Linked DNA regions of Homo sapiens: region 2 is linked to region 1. Evidence: chromatin loops called from intact Hi-C (ENCODE). Cell type or tissue: MCF 10A. All regions are shown on one strand. Links, peaks and the distances in the headings refer to the core of each region. The heading gives the core; the rest is flanking DNA.

Evidence for each region. A loop is a pair of places that touch in the nucleus more often than their neighbours do. Peaks named below come from ENCODE experiments on the same cell type or tissue, not always from the same donor. Only the 100,000 strongest peaks of a DNase experiment are listed, where the experiment ranks them.
Region 2: it touches region 1 in a loop (13-fold over the local background); 15 of 110 quality-filtered maps call a loop at or near these places.

The regions. Positions count from the first base shown.
Region 1 is chr1:11,640,234-11,645,606 of GRCh38, reverse strand. No RefSeq gene overlaps it. Among named protein-coding and RNA genes, the nearest start is that of FBXO2, 12 kb to the left of the region's middle. In MCF 10A, for the core only: a CTCF peak has its summit at 2,997 (motif pointing right); a DNase peak (open chromatin) is centred at 3,006.
Region 2 is chr1:11,284,128-11,289,500 of GRCh38, reverse strand. UBIAD1 (UbiA prenyltransferase domain containing 1) reads right to left here. Exons shown (of 2, transcript NM_013319.3): 2 at 1,067-3,857. The coding sequence ends at 3,370. Among named protein-coding and RNA genes, the nearest start is that of UBIAD1, 14 kb to the right of the region's middle. RefSeq lists a silencer at 160-342. In MCF 10A, for the core only: a CTCF peak has its summit at 3,096 (motif pointing left); no DNase peak of the experiment used is centred there.

The sequences.
Region 1 (5,373 bases), core at 85-5,084:
CACACCAGGCTAATTTTTATTTTTTATAGAGATAGGGTCTTGCCATGTTGGTCAGGCAGGTCACAAACTCCTGACCTCAAGCAATCCTCCTGCCTCGGCCTCCCAAAGTGCTGGGATTATAGACGTGAGCCACCGTGCCTGGCCAGTTCTTCCTAATCATTTGATATTTATTGAGCACCTACTATATGTAAGGTAGGGACAAAACAAAGTCTCTGGTCTCTTGGAATATACAGTCTAGATGGAGAAACATAACACAAGCAACTAAATGAGTGAACAAGATAATTACCCACATGAGATAGCCCTTCATCAATAAGCCAGGCACTACTCTAAAAGCTTTATCTATATTAATTTGTCATAATAACCTCACGAAGTGGAAACTGTGATTACTTCCATTTTTACAGATGAGAAAATTGGGCCAGGTGCAGTGGTTCACACCTGTAATCCCAGCACTTTGGGAGGCCAAGGTGGGTGGATCACCAGAGGTCAAGAGTTCGAGACCAGCCTGACCAACATGGTGAAACCCTGTCTCTACTAAAAATACACAAAAATTAGCCTGGGTAAGAAGAGCCAAACTCAGTCTCAAAAAAAAAAAAAAAAAAAAAAAAAGAAAGAAAAGAAAAATAAAATTGAAGCACAGAGAGATTAAGCAACTTGCCTTAGGCCATACTGCTAAGAAGTGATGGAACTGGAATTCTTTTTTTTTTTTTTTTTTTTTTTTTTGGTACGGAGTCTTGCTTTGTCTCCCAGGCTGGAGTGCAGAGGCGTGATCTCAGCTCACTGCAACCTCTGCCTCCCGGGTTCAAGCAATTCTCCTGCCTCAGCCTCCCGAGTAGCTGGGATTACAGGCGCCCGCCACCACACCTGGCTAAGCTTTTTTTTGTATTTTTAATAGAGATGGGGTTTTACCATGTTGGTCAGACTGGTTTTGAACTCCTGACCTCAAGTGATCCACCTGACTTGGCCTCCCACAGCGCTAGGATTACAGGCATGAGCCATCACGCCAGGCGGGAACTGGAATTCTACTCAGCCACTTAGGCACTTGGCCTCTGTAGTGTAGAGAGTGAGGGCAGGAGTGCTACTTTGGTTGGGGTGATCAGGGAGGACCTGTCTGAAGAAGTGACTTTTTTTTTTTTTTTTTGAGATGGAGTCTCACTCTGTTGCCCAGGCTGGAGTGCAATGGTGCTATCTCAGCTTACTGCAAACTCCACTTTCCGCATTCAAGCGATTCTTGTGTCTCGGCCTCCCGAGTAGCTGGGATTACAGGCGTGCACCACCATGCCCAGCTAATTTTTTTTTTTTTTTAATAGAGACAGGGTCTCACCATGTTGGCCAGGCTGGTCTTGAACTCCTGGCCTCAAGTGATCCACCTGCCTTGGCCTCCCAAAGTGTTGGGATTGCAGGCATGAGCCACGGCGCCTGGCTGGAAGTGACACTTGAATCACATGATGACGAGAAACCAGCCATACGGCTCTGGGGAAAGAGCACTGCAGAGGCAGCCAAAGGCTCCGACATGGGAATGAACTTATTCACAGGTCAGAAAGGCAGCCAGCATGGCTGGAGCAGTGAGCAAGTGAGGAGGTGATCTGACGTGAGCTTGGAGATGTAGGAAGGTGACCCAGAGAGTTTCCTGAGGACCTACTATGTGCTCTGCCCTATAAGATATAAATGCTCTAGGAAGCAGATATGATATCGTTTCCATTAAGGAAAAACCTTTGCTCTGTTCAGCAGGAGCTAGGGATGGGGGTTTAGACATCAGCTGCTGACAATCTTGTTTGATGAAACCAAATTTCCCAAGAGTAGCAGGATGATCAGGATGATGATGATGGTGATGATGCTGATGGCAGCAATGATGGCGATGACAGGCATTTGCTGAGGACCTAGAGCGCCAGTTCATGAGCTCAGTGCACAGGCTCATTTAATCTGTGCAGTGGCCCCCTTAGATAAAAGAGCTAAGACTCAGAGATGCAGGGTAGCTTGCCAGGGTCATGCAATGAATAAGGAGTTGAAGCTGGCTTTCCAGCTTAAGTCTTTTTTTCTTTAAATTGACATTTTATATGTGTATATAGACTTTTAATTAACATTATTTTCACAGAGCCAAGCAAACATTTTCAGTCCGCAGGAGGGAAAGAGGGGAGTTGTGGGTTGTGTTGCTGTTTTTTTTTTTTTTTTTTTTTGAGATGGAGTCTCGCTCTGTCGTCCAGGCTGGAGTGCAATGGCGCAATCTCAGTTCACTGAAACCTCCGCCTCCCAGGTTCAAGTGATTCTCCTGCCTCACCAGCTTAAGTTTTAATGACTTTGCTGGGGTACAGAATCAGAAGGGGCCACATGCTGGGGGACAGAGCAAGGACAGAAGCTGGGGGCTCCCAGGTGAGGAAGAGCAGAAAGAGTTGGAGATGACGAGGACACTGGGCTCCAGAGTGTCTGTGCGTACCATTACCCCAGGCAGTAGGAGGGATGCTAGGTGTTTGGGGGCTATTTTGGCTAAGTGGTCAGGGAAGGTAAAATGAATTTCCTCTTAGATTTCTCAGTGGAAACATATGTTTAACAATTTGGTAATGGAAAAGTCCCTCTTCCCCTTTCTGATTTCTTTTTCTTTTTTTGAGACGGAGTCTCGCTCTGTTGCCAGGCTGGAGTGCAGTGGCGCGACCTCTGCTCACTGCATCTCTACCTCCCGGGTTCAAATGATTCTCCTGCCTTAGCCTCCCAAGTAGCTGGGACTACAGGCGTGCGCCACCACGCCCAGCTAATTTTTGTATTTTTAGTGGAGACGGGGTTTCACCGTGTTGGTCAGGCTGGTCTCGAACTCTTGACCTTGTGGTCCGCCCACTTCGGCCTCCCAGAGTGTTGGGATTACAGGCGTGAGCCACTGCACCTGGCCTCTGGTTTCTTTACCTTAAAAATCTGGATTTTTGTGTACGCGGTGTATTCAGTTGTGGACATGGTATATTCAATTGTGCACATAGAGGGAGGGAAGGGCCAGTTCCTCCAAGTACCACTAGGTGTCAGCATTGTCAAGGCTGTCCCCAAGCTGTGTCTGTCCTGCCCATTTCTCTGCGGAGGAAAAGTCGAATTTGAATCCAAGTCCTGGTCTCTTCCCATTGTTTGGGGCTGAGCCTGGCTCTTCAGGGGCTGGGATTTGGTGCTGCTCTGACCCCAGAGGCTGTATGAGAAACATTTAGGAGGCTAGGTCTCCAAGGCCTGGGAGGCCCCTGGGTCTCACCCCAGGCCACATAGCAAGGGCTTTGGATGGCTGGACTCCCCTCCAGAGCTGGGCCCCTCCCAACTAGGGAGGGCTGGTGGTATCCTGGGATCTAGCTCCAAGTAGGTCTGGGAGTCTAGAACCCCCCCAAGTCCATCTCCACCTCGGCAGAGCCCTGGGCCTTGCTTGATGGTGCCAGGCCTGCAGTGAACACAGAACACCCAGACAGATCCAATCCTGAGTTCCTGGTGCATAATGACTTTGCTATTTCCCACCACCGTAAATTAAACCTAATCTTGTGTTGACTCTGCTGAACAAGGAGAATAATGAAGAAGATTAAGATGAGATGGTATTCATTCTCCTCCAACAAAAGCCAATTAATTGTCAGTAGGATTACTGCCTGGAGCCAGGAGCTGCTTGCTAGGAGCTCTGCAGACAGGATGGAACAGGGCTGAGGGCCATTCGCTAGGGTTGCCACTGGGGTCTGCTGGTCATGCAGCAGGAAATATTGCAGGTAGATGTTAGGGAGAACTGCCAGAATGAAGGAGGGGGCTGGCACCAAGGAGGAGGGTGCAAAGAGCTTGGAATCACTCACAGAGGTGATGTTTCTAAGGCGTGGAGGGGAACGCTGTGGAAGTTCCCAGCCACCTGACCATGTCCATCCGAGGCCCCCTGGGACCTTCCCCTGACCATGTCCATCCGAGGCCCCCTGGGACCTTCCCCTGCCTTTCTGCGGTCACCTTTGATGAATGAAGCTGCATTCAGGGGTCTCTGGCTTCCTCCCCACTCTGCTTTTTTTCCTCCCTTCCTCTCCTAGGAATCAGGGAGGCCATTTGTCCAGTGTTAACAGCTTGGGTTTAGAGACAGAAACATGGCCAGGCGCGGTGGCTCACGCCTGTAATCCCAGCACTTTGGGAGGCTGAGGCGGGTGGATTGCTTGAGGTCAGGAGTTCCAGACCAGCCTGGGCAACATGGTGAAACCCCGTCTCTACCAAAAATACAAAACAATTAGCTGAGCCTGGTGGCACACGCCTGTAGTCCCAGCTACTTGGGAGGCTGAGGCATGAGAATCGCTTGAACCTGGGAGATGGAGGTTGCAGTGAGCAGAGATCGCACCACTGCACTCCAGCCTGGGTGGCAGTGAGATTTTCTCTAAAATAAAAATAAAAATAATTAGAGACAGAAACACTTGGGCTTCACCTGGCTTTGCCCCTTGTCCTCAACCACACAAATGGAACCTACGATCCTCACCTGCCAACCTGGTTTGATACTCCCAGGCACTAATGTGCCTCCAGTTCCTGCACCCACTAGATTCTTGGAACAAGACAGTGAAGCTGAATGGAGTGGCCTGACTGCTGTGGGCCGTTGCCAGAAGGTGAGGGAACCAACATTTGTTGGTCTACTGCTGCATTATCTCATCGACTGCCTACAGCAGCCTCCTCGGGAGGCTTTATTTTGTCATCACAAAATTTATTGAAGAGGAAACCGAGGCTCAGAGAGGTGGGGCCCTTGGTCGAGGTCACCAAGCTGTAGGCTGCAGAGTTGGCTGGGACGGGGCTTCTGTCGCCATGGCCCCCAAAGCTTGAGCCCTTTCCTCATCTGCACATTGCTTCGTGCACATGGAAGGCATTCAGTGTGTGCTGGCCGGATGAATGAAACGCTCATCAAATGCTATTTCTGGTCCAGTAAGTTCCGTTTCAGACTCTCCCACATCCTGATAACTCCCAGAAGTAAATGGATTGTGTGTGATTTGTGAAATTCTTCTTGGTAATTCTTGGCAACTCACCTACCTCACTACTACTGTGAAGAAAACTCTACCCTCCCATCCAGATCTAAGTTTGCTTCATTTACTCGGATTGATGAGGTTTTTTTTTTTAATTTTTTTTTATTTTTTTTTATTTTCTGAGCATGGCAAAAGTAGCCTCAAAGTCCAGTTTTACAATCTATGCTATCTCAGCACACGCTGAGCACTCACCATGTGATAGGTGTGTTCAAAACATCACCTGTGTATGGTTTTATTTAATCCTCCAAGCACATCTGTGTGCTATTATTCCCATTTCAGAGGCTGAGATGAAACTGAGGCCCAGAGACGTGCATTCTCGCCCCAGGTCACACAGCAAGGGCTTTGCATGGCTGGAATCCCCTCCAGAGCTGCCTCTCCTCGCCCCCTGTCA
Region 2 (5,373 bases), core at 54-5,053, 360 kb after region 1:
GGCTGTCACATCATGGCTCTCCCCCTCTCTGATGTTTATGCTGTTGATTTTGGGACCTTAGTGTATTGCTTTGTATTTATTCACACTACATTTTTCTTTTGACCCATCAAAGCAGCCTTTTGATTTATGAGGCTCCTAATTGTCATTTTGTAAGCTCTTCCTCCAAGGTTCATGAAACCTTTCATTTTGGCTGCCTCATCCGCGTCATTAATAACAGGTGTTGAATCCAGCGGAGCAAAGGGCAGAGGACAGGGCTCCAACTGCTACTAAGGGCTCCTTCCCAGCTGCCACTGACATGCTGATCAGTTAGCTCTCTCCCACCGCCTGCTCAGTCTCTCAGGAATTTATCTAACTCCACTGTTATCCATCCCACGTCTCTCTGCCTTGTTCATAGGATATATTGTCCAATGCCTAGCTGAAACCCACATGTACTCAATCTACCTCATGTTCTCCATCTAGCAGCACAGTGACCCTATCAAGAAAAAGAAAAATGAAACGAGGTTAATCTGGCCTGACTGCTGACTGGCTCTTGGCAAATCCACTGTAGCTACATGCAGCCCTCAACGTTTTTTGTTTTGTTTTTTTTTTTGAGACAGTGTCTCGCTCTGTCGCCCAGGCGGATGTGCAGTGGCGTGATCATACCTCACTGCAGCCTCGACCTGCTAGGTTCAAGCGATCCTTCCACCTCAGCCTCCTGAGTAGCTGAGACTACAGGCATGCACCACCACGCCCAGCTAACTTTTTAAAATTTTTTTTGTAGAGATGGGGTCTTACTACGTTACTTAGGCTGGTCTCAAACTCCTGGGCTCAAGCAATCCTCTCACCTTGGCCTCACAAATTACTGTGATTACAAGCGTGAGCCACCATGCCCAGTCCCTGCTGCCTTTTCTAAAGGCCTGTCGAATCTGGTCAAACCCTACCCAAACTCATCACCAAAGACCAGGTGCCCCTCTGCACAGCCTGAATGTCCAATGTCACTGCCTTGGTCTCCCTGAGATTTACAAATCAGAGTTCACAATCAGACAGTAAGTATGAGGAAAGCAAAAACCAGAAGCCAGACCATTGGTGAACATTTTCTTTCTTCTCTTTTTAATTAAGAAGTCTAAAGAAAACCTTCATTGACTCAGGGAACATAATACAAATTATGGTGACCTGCGTATAAAACCTGGCAACAAATTTGGCCTTTGGGAACATTTATATATAAAAATATGCATTAAAATCCGCACCAGGGCACAGTGCAGAACTGATAGCCCCGATGGGAGTGACCACCAAGGCATACGTGGTCCGTGGACGCAGGGAGCCCTTGGTCCTCCTGCCTCAGGGTGAGCCCTGCATGAGAATGGCCTACTCCAAGGAGAGGTCAGAAGGCAAAACCCCTGTGAGCACCAAAATGCCACAAGCCTGGTGTGAAACAAAAATGGTGCTGGGAAGGACTGGGGAGAAGGTCATCTTTCTTCCCCTTGTCTCTGGGCTCTGCCCACTATTAGAAGATTCTGGCTCTCTGCTAGACAAACCACCTTTGATTTAACTTTAGAGGAACTTTTGCAATTTTCTTTTTCTTTTTTTTTTTTTGAGACGGAGTCTTGCTGTGTCCCCCAGGTTGGAGTGCAGTGGCATGATCTCAGCTCACTGCAAGCTCCGCCTCCTGGGTTCACGCCATGCTCCTGCCTCAGCCGCCCAGGTAGCTGGGACTACAGGCGCCCGCCAACACGCCTGGCTAATTTTTTGTATTTTTAGTAGAAACGGGGTTTCACCGTGTTAGCCAAGATGGTCTCGATCTCCTGACCTCGTGATCCGCCCGTCTCGGCCTCCCAAAGTGCTGGGATTACAGGCATGAGCCACCGCGCCCGGCGGAACTTTTGCAATTTTCAAACATGTTTTTTTCCAAGTAAACCAATCAATTCGAACTCAAGGTTCCATATCATCATTAGCTTGATCTGAAAGATTAAGAACTAGTTCTTACATCATTTTCTGCAGGCCATGACCTTAAACGCCTACTAGAATGGCTATAATCACAACAGAAAACAATGATGACCCATTTCCAATCTATAGTCCTGGATCAAATGCAACTGAGCAATTCTGGCCCAGAAATTATACTTCACAGACAATGCAATGAAACGCAGCCAGGATAAATGCTGGAATTGCCCCACTCTGAGTGTGATCTCACTAAAGCCCTCAACTATCTTTCCACAAAGCCCTGGGGAGAGGCAGGGTCAATATTGCACATCTGTCTTCAAGGATGAAGACACAGCCCCTTAACTGGCAGGGCCCATCACTCTGGCTGAACAGAGCTCAAGACTGTTTGTCCACTGGCTATTCATTCCCTGGGTCCCTGCTCTGCCCATCCTGTGGCTCTGTGGAAAGTGGCAGCTGTCCCTGACTCGCTGCTAAGCTATTGCTCAGTCTGGCTCCACAGATGGGAAACACACAAATGGGAACACCACAGAGGTGGAGAGGTGGAGGGTAGGTGTGGGGAGCATCAGAAGATGCAATAGGGAGGGAAAAGCCCTGTGGGCTTTGAGTATCCCACAAGGATGGCAGTGCCTCTACCGTTTCAGGGCTCCTGATAGTTACTGAAAGGGCTGGGAGTCCTTCCTGTCACTCTAGTAGATTCAACAAAGGGAAAACAGCCACCCTACTGATTCCTATCCAAAAGCAGTGATTTTCTCAGTTGCCTCCAGAGTGGTTTTTTTTTCCCTCCCAGTCCTTGGCTTGTCTTGCTGCAGGGTAATCTGACACTTTTCCTCAACTGTGGCAATAAGTGAAAGGAGAGAGAACAAAAGCATCTGAATCACAATTTAGGCAAAAAGCTGACAGCCACACAGGCTGTTAATGAGGGACTCTCTCTGTCTCAGGCAGCGTATCTCAGGACACAGGTGCTGAGAATAAGAGACAGGTAGCCCCTGTGTTAGTGAGGCCTGGCACCAATCATAGCACATCCTACGAGACGAAGAAAGCAGGACAACACTCTGCCTAGTTATTAGGGTCTTTTCGGGACAGGAGGCCAAACTGGGCAGCTCCTTTACAAAGTCTGGAGACATTTTGTACAGAACAAGGAGGAACTAAGTCCACTTCACTGCAAAGTGACCTGAGAACACCCTCTAGTGGAAATTATTAATAAAACAAAGACCATGCGCCTAATTCACCTTCTGATACAAGAATGGTTTTTAAATTCCCCATAAAATGGAAAAAACAAAAAACAGAAAAACAACATATTATCTTTAAGAACACAAAAACAATTTTTATAAGGCAGGAGTTCCCACCCATGCTTAGTACCCTGACTGCCAAATCACATTCCTTCCTCAGAGACTCTGACTTTAATATATTCTAAGAAAGGGAGACATGTCGTGGGGGGAGCTACTTGTCCCCTTAAATTTTGGGCAGACTGCCTGCTGGTGCCAGAATGATGCCAAAGACATAGAAAAGTCCCAGCAGGAGGTTGAGCTTGGCAGTCCTCTGGGGCAGTTTGTTGAAGGCCTGGCTTCGAAACTGTCTCTCAAGGGAGAAGGCCATGGGAATGGTAAGCAGGGGGAGTGCCAGGCTGATGGTGCAGTGTGTGGCCAGGATGCTGAAGACCAGGTAGGGCAGGAAGAGCAGTGTGTTGTAGAGAATGTAGGAGAACGTGGGGCCGATGAGGATGGCCAGCGTGACGATACCAGCCTCCCGGTCGGACTCCATGTCCCTGGTGTTGTTGGAATGGAGAATGGCCTCGGTGCTGAGGGCGAGGGGGATGGCATAGACCAGTGGGAAGATGGCCAGGGACCCCACCTGGATGGCGTAGGCGAACATCACAGCCAGCGGGCCAAAAGTGATGAGGATGATGAGGTCTCCCAGAGCCACGTACTTGAATCCAATTCCTGCGGCCAGAAAATCCAGAGAGTTGGTGTGAGACCAAGGCTGGAAATTTAGGGACTGTTCACCAGTGAAGAGGCAGGCCACTTCCGGCTGAAAATGGTAAATCCTTAGACTGTGCAGGTGGGCACTCATTTCATCCCTTAACCCCACAGAGCAAATTCTGATTTCTTCTCCAATGCCACAGGTGCAGAGAGAATGCCCAGTGAGGCCTCAAGTCCCTCTTCCCAGGTTCATACCCAAGTTTCCCTTCCTACTGTCCCCCAACAGAGCTCTGCAACATAGCACACTAGGCACCCACTATACTCTTAGTTCAATGGGAGAGCCCAGGAAGGATCTAAAGGTCTTAGAATCCAGTTCTTTGCTATCTTTCACCCTTCACCAACCCCTGCAAGACCCCGTGAGATCAATCCCTCACAGAATAGCCACTCTGGCCTTCTACTTTTCCACCTCCTTCCCCTACAATCTCAAGGCATCTTCTGGTTTTAAAAACGGCCAGTGAATTTCAGTGAAATTTCGGGGTCCTTAAACCTGCACCCCTGCGATAAGCAAAACAGCGAGGACAGGAGAGTTATAATGCTGCTTTCCTCCTCTGTCTCCTATGAGATTGAAACTAAACCACCCCTACCTCCTGTTTCTGTCCTGCTCATCTACTTCAAAGCCTGTCTAACCCACTTCCTTCAAAACTATCCATTCTCTCCATCCCCGGGGCCACCCTCCATCCCCCTTACCAAATCTACCTCATGGTCATCTTATGCCTGGGATACTGCAACATCCTCCAAACTGGTCTATCAGCTTCCCCTCTCATAACCCCTCCCCCTCTCCATCCCTAATCTAATCTCTAAAAAGGCGTTAGAGTGAACCTTTAAAAATAGGAATCTGGCTGGGTGGGCACAGTGGCTCACACCTGTAATCCCAGCACTCTGGGAGGCCAAGGCGGGCAGATTACCTGAGGTCAGGACTTCCAGATCAGCCTGGCCAACAGGGTGAAACCCCATCTCTACTAAAAATACAAAAATTAGCCAAGCGTGTGGCACACGCCTGTAATCCCAGCTACTCGGGAGGCTGAGGCAGGGAAAATGCTTGAGCCTTGGAGGCAGAGGTTGCAGTAAGCCAAGATCATGCTACTGCACTCCAGCCTGGCAGACAGAGCAAGACTCTGTCTCAAAAAAATTAGTAAATAAATAAATAAAGGAATCTGACCACCCCCTCCCCCAACATACACTTAAACCCTTATCAACCACTCATCCTGGGGATAAAAGTCCCAGATCTTTAACCTGGCTCACCTGTGGCCCAGCCCTACCTCTCCTGCCTCACCTTGAGCTCTCCTCCCCTCTTCACACAGACTTCTTCCAATCCGTCAGAGCCTTCAGACACCCCTCCCTTGGCCTGGCTAACTCTACTCACCCTTTAAGACTTTAAAGACCATTCCCCAGGACCACCTCCTCTCACCCCTAAGCCACATTTGATCCCCTTGCAATATGCTCCCATGGCAATATGCCTGCCATGTTCATAAACTTC